Regions from separate parts of the Homo sapiens genome. Here regions 2 and 3 are each linked to region 1. A link is a contact called in ENCODE Hi-C or POLR2A ChIA-PET data. All regions are on one chromosome and are shown on one strand. Each heading gives the region's core, a stretch centred on a gene start or an enhancer-like site at or near the end of the contact. The rest is flanking DNA. Distances are from core to core; before and after follow the strand shown. Region 1 holds the start of MIR137HG (MIR137 host gene). Region 2 overlaps MIR137HG (MIR137 host gene). Region 3 overlaps LOC124900404 (a long non-coding RNA gene).

Region 1 (3,034 bases), core at 304-2,803:
ACACACACACACACACACCCCAATACACAGGGCATCAGAATCACAGCATAAATACCCACACAGCTTTTCAATGCTTTCCAAGTAGTCTCCTTCAGTTTTGCTTCCTCACAATTAAAATAAAATATATACACACACTGACCCACAGACTCGCACGCTTTAAGAAACTAGAACAACGCAGTTGATATGCTTTCTTTCTACCCAAGTAGCAGTGCCAGCCTTTTCCCTACCTACCCAATGTTCCACCAGCTTCAGCACCTGGACGAATGGACAGCTCAACCCGGGCCGACTGCCGGCAGCACTCGCAGCAGAACTGACGCTCTGAGCTCTAACCAAAGCTCTCTCGTGCTTGAGCGGGGCAGCCTGACTTACGAGAACACCATTTCCTACGAGACCACTGCCGCTGGGTGCATATTCAATTCAAGCCTCCTTAAGCTGTCGGATTTCCCCCACCCATCCACCCTCCCCCCCTTCTCCACCCTCCACACAAAAACAAAAAAGGGAAAAAGCCCAATACCATCAGGGCGTTTGTTGATCAACTTACACTTCGCTTTTGAATATTTAGATACTGCTAGCGGAACAATATCAGCGGAGGCTTAGGTCCGCATTAAGTACCTTTGTTCATCGACTCCTGCAAGCCATGTTTATTAGAATCTACATTTCTCTCGCGCCCCAATAACTAGAGGTGTGTTTTGCGGGCAGGGGGCTTTCAGCACCTTTTGATCTCTCAAGGCCACCGCGACTGATTGACGGTTCCCAGTACTTTCCTATGCTATCCCCCATACTCCAACACCCATCCCAGTTAATCGCTTCGCAATTTGCAACCAAAAATACATAAAGAAACGCGACAAAGCAATGGGTTTGAGGAAATAAGCCAATTAAGCTAAAGCTGAAATGCCTCTCTCTCTCTCTCTCTCTCTCTCCCCCCCTTCTCCCTCTTTCTCTTCCCCCTTGACTCCCTCCCTCTCCCTCTCTCCTTCCCTCTCAAGTAGAAAGGGGGAAACACCAAGGAGAGAGAAAAAATCGGGAGGAGGGTGGTAGTCGACTCTTACAGTCAATGGAAAAAGAGTATACACATCTTTACTGAATAATACTCTCGTTCTCAGACAAAAAGAAACACATTTTTCGATGTAAACATAGTCTGCCTCTGCCATACATCCTACATCCTTTACGTTTGCTGAGATTTGTCTTGCTGTATGGCAAAGTAACTGTCACAAATCCATCTCGATTGAAGTGCTTACCCTCTAAATCCAGGTTTCAAGCGGAACTCCAACTGTGTGTAGAAGCCAGGGAGTCATCTGATGTGCAGTGAGGTAGGCTCTGGGCAGTGTGAGCTGCTTCTTCTCTCCGAGTGCCGGGTTACAGTGTTAACAAGCCTTGGGAAGGGACCTCGGCGCCTCGCGCTGGCTGTGCCCCAGTGCCTTCGCGTGGTGGCGGCTTGCTCATGCTTCCGAGGAGTCCCAGGCGATAGCCTTCAGCTGATGCGAGCTTCCAGAAAGGAGTGGGGAAGGGAAAAAATCATCTAATGCAATCAAATCGATCTGATCTACACCATCTGTCGCCTGCCACTATACACAAACGTTAAAATAGGAAAACGGAAAACACTGACAGCCGAGAGGGTTGGTCTGCAAAGAGTTCATTTTTAGCAGAGCATAATTCGATATGGTCGGCGTACAGTTACAAAAGCTGCTGTTAACCATCCAGTAGTGGATCCCAAACATGCTAATGGTGGATTAATTGAGGAAGATCTGACGTGCAAGCTTCATAGTCTCTTATTCATGACTTCCCAATGGGAAAGGACCAATGCCTTGTGGGACTATGGTAACATACAGTCAAAAAGCTGCTAAGAAAATGGCTGTGTGTTCACAGCACCTCTCTCTGATAACAAACATATGTCGACTAAAATGGTTTAGTAGAATGGGAGGGGGTGTTGGAGAATAAAATTTTCTTTCCCCGTGTAAGCAATCCCCATTTTCTTTTCTTAAAGAAAAGCAAAAACAGATATGATCTCTTTACCATAGTGGGGGGAAAAGGATGTTTTAAAAGGTTTTTATCAAGATCAAACTCTGCCATATAAAAGAAACGGAACACTCCTGTGCAGCAATTCTTTAAAAAAAAAATCTATTCTCATTTTTTTCCTTACTGTGATCAAAGTAGATCCATAGCATGTGCAGTATACAGAAACTCAGTCCAGTTAATCCCACCAGGATTGATTCAAGGTTGTTTAATGCCAGGTACCCTTTTGACTTCTTAAAACCAGGATGCCTTTTGGGGAAGGCATTTTGTATCATTTAAAATTGACATAATGAACATTAAGTATGATTGCAGTGAGGAGATGAGAAGAGTTTTCCTTTCTAATTCTGTAATTACTCTCTCTAGCCAAAACCCCTTTTGGTCTGTTTCCAGTCTTCCCAGATCAGTTGATGGGGAAATATAGGGATGGGGGAGGGAGTGGAAATACCGAGAAGGAGGGAAAGAGAGTGTGGATTATCGATAGCCAATAAATTCTATTCCACTTGTAATAGAAAAATATATAGCAATAAAAGAGATAACTCACTAATTGTTGATCGTGATTTTAAGTTTAAACCAGTTTTAAAAAATAATGTTTGATACATGGAAAGAAGACATATTGCAAACAATGGGATGACTGCCCCCCACCCATTTATAGTTATAGGTTTAAAAAATATTGAAATAGGGTTTATTATCTAGATATGTGACTATCTTTTATTAAATATATCTCAAAATTCCATATTTCCTCTGATTTTTGTCATCCATTTGAACACTGAAAACTATGGTCACTTTGATTCTGCTGTCTTTTCTTTGGTAACATACATTACATAAATTCTGTAGTAAACAATTAGTGTTCAGGAAAATTCTAAAGATGAATGTGTCTCCTAAAACTTTGATAATCTCTTTAAGGAAAAAAAAACCTAACAGTTATGAATTAAATTAGTCTAAAAATATAGCTTGAAGACAAATCAAACAATTTACCTGATCTTTTGTTTCAATATACATTAATTAAGCACTCTTTCCAACC
Region 2 (3,034 bases), core at 384-2,883, 44 kb before region 1:
ATCTTTTAAAAACAAAAGTGAAGTCTAAAAGTTTTATGTCATCATTGTGATATCAGTAACGTGTGACACTTAAGCAATTGATTCCTATGTTCATTTTGCTTTATTAATAATCCTTTGTATATTTTCTGACACATTATCCTGTTCATACTTTCATAATCACTTCAATTTTGAAGATAGTCTCATCGCAACATGTACTCATGAGGGCCAGTTTCATCTGTTGGAGATTGAGATCATGTATCAGGAATACCCTTTGAGTTTTCGTGACCTTAAAAGCAATGTGAAATTGGATCACAATTACAGAAAAATACCCAGTCTGTAACTATTTGTCTCAGACTTCTTAATGGTAGCTCTTGTACTTGAAATGAGTTAGAGAAGACTGTTCAACATTAAATCTTTTCTGTGGAACTTATTGAAGTACATTTGAAGTTTATTATTCTCTTAAAAGTCCTAGGAAGTTTTAGAGAAAATGCTGGTTCCAAGTATGTACTGTCTCTCACATGACATTTCTAATGATCCTCAATAATTGTACAGGGAATATTTTAAATATATCAATGTATTCACTATTTATGAGGCTTTTATTGCAAACAATGAATTGATTTAAACATAGTAAAATGTCTAGAAATTATTAAAAACAGGAAATATACACTATTATTATTCCAAGTTTTGGGGAAAATAAATAAGGCACATTGGTGTTATGTCACTTATTAACCGGCAATTATTATTCTTCTCAGATTTTTATGTTTTAGTTGTTGTTGTTGTTGTTTAATTTTAGAGACAGGGTCTGGCTCTGTCACCTAGGCTGGAGTACAAAGATACGATCATAGCTCACTGCAGCCTTGAACTCCTAGCCTCAAGCAATCCTCCCACCTCAGCCTCCCAGACAGTTGGAAATACAGGTGTAAACCACCAGGCCCCACAGATCTGTCCAAATTAATCATTAAATAAATCCTGAGTAGTAGAAGATTTGGGAGAAAAGCCTTTCTGCTTTTGTGTGATCCCTGAAAGTCTGTCTAGAGAATAAATTTCCAGATGCCACACATGCACAAAAAAATTTACCTATAAATAAATTTATAAGTTTTTAAATAACATTTGCAAATAATGTTTATTACCAAGCCATTTTATAATTTTGAGTTGAAATAAATTACATTGTTTACATTGTTTGTGATCTATGATTCTTTTTGCAACAATCTCTTACCAAGTAGTAATTACATACATTTTCTGAATTACAGTCTAAATTTTTTTTCAATTAGACCTTGCTAATTTTTTCTAGATTCTTGATTTCAAATATCAGCTAATTACAACACTACATTTTCCATGAACTTTGTAGGTCCAACGTTTTGTCTGTAACTTGATAACCAATTTGAATTAATTTATTTTGGCATCTTATGGAATTAGTGTAAATGATCTTTCATTAAGGTGATATCAGTTTAAATCACAAAATTTAATTTCAGGAATGTAGCTCCATTCATCTATTTAATTCACTTATGCTAATACCTCAACATATGGAATAATAAGCAAACTATTGTTCATTAAAAAGTAGAAAAGTCAAAATAATTTTCTGATCTAATGGTTAGTAATATTGCTATAAGCTTTTACTAGTTTCTACACAGAAAGTGACATAAAGCAAAGTCATATCAAGATAAGGCCTTTTCTTTTTAAACTATTGCCTGAAATTCTTTCCAAATAATTCAGCAATTAGTCAGAAAACTACTAGTTTGATGGAATGTCATGTTGCAAAGATAATTATCACTATTACATCTAAAAATTATTTCTACAGTATGAATAGATTATGTCTCTAGTTGTCTACTGAGGAATCTTCATCTATAAATTTATGAGTATATTTTAATATAATGTCTATATTTTAAAGGTATGGACAGAAAGGAATTCTGTCCTGGTCTATGCACATGGGAAGCTCTTTTTTCTATCCCCAGAGGGTTCATGGGTTTTGGAGGTCAAGTCCAAAGCATGTGCTCTGTAAAATTCCCAGACTTGCCCTGAGCTCCCTCTGGAAGTCTAGTTATACATTTATAAGTGAGAAATTATAGCCAGGCCAGGTCACCTGCAAGACCCCACCATCTACTATGAGTCCCTATCTTTAATGCAGCTCTGATTTCCTCCTTAGAATATGGGTGTTGCACATTTAAACAACACATGATTCCATTTCCCAGCTATCAAGTTAGCAATATTTTACTGAAATTGGAACACATAGTTGATATAAATACAATAGAATCAACACTTTAAAATATGAATAGTGGCAATTAATTGATAAACTCTCTAAAAATCATCTTGGCAAGATGCACTGAAAAGCTTAAAATGTTTGTATCATCTGAGACAATACATTTTATTTCTGGGAATATATCATAAAAAACTAGAGTACTGACTAAAAGTGTATTGAAAGGTGTTTATGACAGTGACATTTGCAATATTAAAATATAGGAATAACTTAAATATCCAACAAAATGGAACTGGGTAAATAAATTTTAGTATACCTGTACGAGGAAAAGATATTACAAATAATTAAAATTTATAAGATTATTCATAACATGGGAAATGCTTTTAAATCAATGAAAACTGACCATTGAAAAAAAATCTTTAAAAAAGAATCACATAACTTTAGGAAGAATTGTATCTCTGTATGTGTGCATATCTGTATTTGTAGCTATTTCTATTTTTCTATCTAACTATATTTAAAACGCATGACAGCTATCAAGGAGAGACTATGACCAGTTTGTTCTTCTAAATTTCTTTACACTTCTAAAATTTTTCAAAATTGCATAAAATTAGATTACATTATATTTACAATTACAAGAATCTTATTAAAAAATAGACTCAGCCCTTGGTAGTGGAAAAAGGAGTGTCCTTCATTAAGAAATGTATCCCTGTCTGAAATGCACCAAAAAACACTATCAAACTGCTTCCATATACTAGAACATTCCATCTCTTACTCCTGGGTGACAAATTTTGATACATTTGATAACTTGATTCATATAAGTATTATCAATAATTGAGGCACTTAGATTCATGTATAACAAAA
Region 3 (3,034 bases), core at 386-2,885, 37 kb after region 1:
CCCACCACTCTGATATCCATTCACTCAGAGCCAACTTGTTTTTAAGAAACTTCAAACTTAAAATATCTGAAAGTGAGTTAATTACGTTTCTCCACCCGACAACACAGAAAATACTGTTTTGCTGGCAATATTCTTTGCTTCAGTAAATCATGCTTCCATTCACCAACTTTTCCAAACCAGTAATATGGGAGTCATCCCTAGTATCACTCTGTTCCTTATATTCGCTGTCACCAAGGACTGTTGACTCTAAATCTGAACTCCTTCCCAATCCATCTAATTTTCTTTAATCCAAACCATCCATTCCCTATCTCTTTCATTATTACTGCAAGTCTCTCACATGTCCTCTCCAACTCTAATTTTGCTTCCCCTTCATCTGTTCCTTGCATTGCTGCTGGAGTGATCTTTCAAAAACACAAACTTGCAAATGACTCCCTGCATAAAAGTACTCAGTGATTTTCCATTTCCTTCAGAATAAAGTCCAGACTCCTTAGCTGCATTATAAGGGCCTGTGTGGTCTGGCCTCACTCATATCTAACAGTTCTCCTTACAAATTACCCCCCTTAGAAATGAAACTATTTCCACATTTCAAAAGTGGTGAGGTATCTCTCTCACTTAACCACCATATGCTGCTTATGCTGGCCTACCTTTTGGAAATCGTCCCTTTCCCTCTCCATTTTACCTGATAAATTTTTGATGATGTTTCAATTTAAAGCGTAGCGGATCATCTTTGACAACTAAGCTAACTTCTCTTGTTATGGGTTTCTTTAGAGTCTAGTATTTCCTTGTCTTAAGACTGATCACACTTAATTGTGGTTATATAGTGTCTGTCTTTTTTGTTGGAATGAAGACTGTGAGGAGTTGAGAACTATCAGTTCCCTGAGCCTAACATTTAGATACTGAATAACAGCTGATTACATGAATGAATGAAGAATATTTGTTAGAAGACAGAATTTTTTTAGAATTTTAAATTGCAGAGATCAAGTGAGAAGGTTCCAGTTGTATTAGATCTGAGAAATGTGATTAAAGCAGTGTTTTTGCAAGATTAATTTGACATTTTTCTGTTGAAACAGATTAGGGACAGATTAGATGGAGGTTTGTAGTGATGAGAACATAGACAAGTGGCTTCATATTAGAGTCACCTGGTGATATTAAAAAAAATACCTGTTTCCCAAGCTGCCCCAGACTGATTAAATTCACTGATTGCAAGAAAACCTAGGATTTGTACTTTTTTAAGTCAAACGCTCACACCCATCCAGGATTTTCTGAAGTTAAAATGGTAACAGTATAATTGGTATGGGCAAAATATATTTTTCCTAAGAATGATAGAATGTGAATGTGGGCTTTTCAAGTCTAGTGGACCAGAGAGCCCCATTGCAGTGTTAAAGAAATGGCGAAGTAGAAGAGGGGAGTTGTTTTAAAGAAAGAGAGAGTGACCAGGCCAAAAGTGGCTCAGTACTTTGGGAGGCTGGGGGGACAGATCACCTGAGCCCAGGAGTTTGAGACCAGCCTGGGCAACATGGCAAAACCCTGTCTCTACCAAAAATTCAAAAAATTAGCCAGGCATGGTGGCATGCATCTGTGGTCACAGCTACTCAGGAGTTTGAGGCGTGAGAATCTCTTGAGCCCAGGAGGTGGAGGTTGCAGTGAGTCAGGATCATGCACTCCAGACTGGGTGACAGAGGGAAACCCCATCTCACTATCTCCAAAAAAAAAAAAAAAAAAAAAAAGGAGGAGTAAGTTTTAGGCATGTGGGACACATATGTGTATATATACACATATATACACATACAATATATACACATATATGTGTGTATATATACACATACAATATATACACATATATGTGTGTATATATACACACATTTACACATACAATATATACACATATATACATATATAATATATAATATTATGTGTATATATAATATTATGTAAACATATATCACATATTAAATATGTATATAGGTATATATGTATATATATGTTTAAATACCTGACCATCTTCTACTAAGTTATGATTCAAATGTTCCGTTATCTAGGAGGCTTCCTCTCCTCTGCAGGGCCCATTGTCCTAGCTACACCTCAATAACTGCTTTCTTTTCTTTTTTTTTTTTGTCTTTTCCTCAACTCAATTCTAAGCTCTCTAAGGACAAGTATGTTGCCTTACTCATACTTGTGAACTCAGTGCTCAGGACACTGGCATGCATAGAATAAACACCCTCTGAATGTTTGCAGAATGAGTCAGTGATTAGATATGAGACTGGATGAATTCTCCTGAAGAGTAAATGCTAAGGAGAAAAGAGTGTCTTGTAGGAGGCATTTGCAGACAGACGAAGCTATAGAGAGGGACAATGCAAGTAACCTCAAATGAGAGTGTGGAAAGGCGGGAAAGCAGCCAGAGCTTCATTGTTATGAAAAAAGAGTGAAATGTGCTCTGTTGAAGAGTTGAAGAATGAACAAAGGATATTTAGTTTGAATGGAAGCTCAGTAATGAGAAATGAGAATGGTTGAGTTCTTAAAAGAAGCAAGTAAAGAAGAGGATTTGTGGGCTACTAATCTCATTCAGTGAATCTCATACGACCCTTGCCTAGTGTTAAATATGTTAATGAATTCATGTCATGCTGCTCAGTCTTACTAGCCTTCATCATCCAGAGTAAAATGCATATGATTCCTATGAAAATTTGTGGAAAGGAATATATTAATAGGTTAGAAGAATTAGAAGAATGAAAAGAAATAATTTTTGCTTTTTAAATGGAGAATCATGCATATTTGGAGACACAAGGGAAGAAGCCCATGGAGAAGGAGAGATGAAGCTGTAAAAGAAAGATGCTATGAATGTGCTCTCGACAGGTGAGAAGATGCCTCGACAGGTGAGGAGAGAGTATTGTGAGCCCAAGTAGAGGAGATGGCTTTGAGATGCAGAAAAATATCTCTTTCTCAAGACCCCATTTATTTTAGACGGTTCGCGGAGCAATGGTGCTCAATCAATCTTTACCATAGTTATTACATAAACCCTTTATACATTTCATCATTA

Evidence for each region. A loop is a pair of places that touch in the nucleus more often than their neighbours do. ChIA-PET counts read pairs that join two places held with the same protein, here RNA polymerase II (POLR2A). Pooled maps may share reads with other maps.
Region 2: a map of PC-3 shows a loop between it and region 1 (8-fold over the local background). The contact joins the enhancer-like site here to the promoter of MIR137HG in region 1. A Hi-C loop is called at or near these places in 12 of 168 maps with a recorded cell type or tissue (Caco-2, Calu3, GM12878 and 9 more), 1 of 37 single-sample maps with no recorded cell type and 9 of 50 pooled maps. POLR2A ChIA-PET finds 5 or more read pairs at or near these places in 5 of 52 experiments (AG04450, PC-3, PC-9 and 2 more).
Region 3: POLR2A ChIA-PET joins it to region 1 with 17 read pairs in BJ. The contact joins the enhancer-like site here to the promoter of MIR137HG in region 1. A Hi-C loop is called at or near these places in 3 of 168 maps with a recorded cell type or tissue (IMR-90, PC-3 and endothelial cell of umbilical vein) and 1 of 50 pooled maps. POLR2A ChIA-PET finds 5 or more read pairs at or near these places in 4 of 52 experiments (BJ, H1, OCI-LY7 and 1 more).

What each region holds. Positions count from the first base shown.
Region 1 is chr1:98,048,140-98,051,173 of GRCh38, forward strand. It overlaps MIR137HG (MIR137 host gene), which reads right to left and starts at 1,554. Exons shown (of 5, transcript NR_046105.1): 1 at 1,239-1,554.
Region 2 is chr1:98,003,863-98,006,896 of GRCh38, forward strand. All of the region lies in intron 3 of MIR137HG (MIR137 host gene), which reads right to left. Among named protein-coding and RNA genes, the nearest start is that of MIR2682, 40 kb to the right of the region's middle. Within about 2 kb of position 1,634, at least 2 of the 41 ENCODE cell types and tissues checked have a DNase peak (open chromatin) inside an H3K27ac peak, as active enhancers do; they include PC-3 and PC-9, where a contact is called at or near this core.
Region 3 is chr1:98,084,721-98,087,754 of GRCh38, forward strand. The region is part of intron 1 of LOC124900404 (a long non-coding RNA gene); the gene reads left to right. Among named protein-coding and RNA genes, the nearest start is that of MIR137HG, 37 kb to the left of the region's middle. RefSeq lists an enhancer at 2,162-2,711. Within about 2 kb of position 1,636, at least 2 of the 41 ENCODE cell types and tissues checked have a DNase peak (open chromatin) inside an H3K27ac peak, as active enhancers do; they include IMR-90 and PC-3, where a contact is called at or near this core.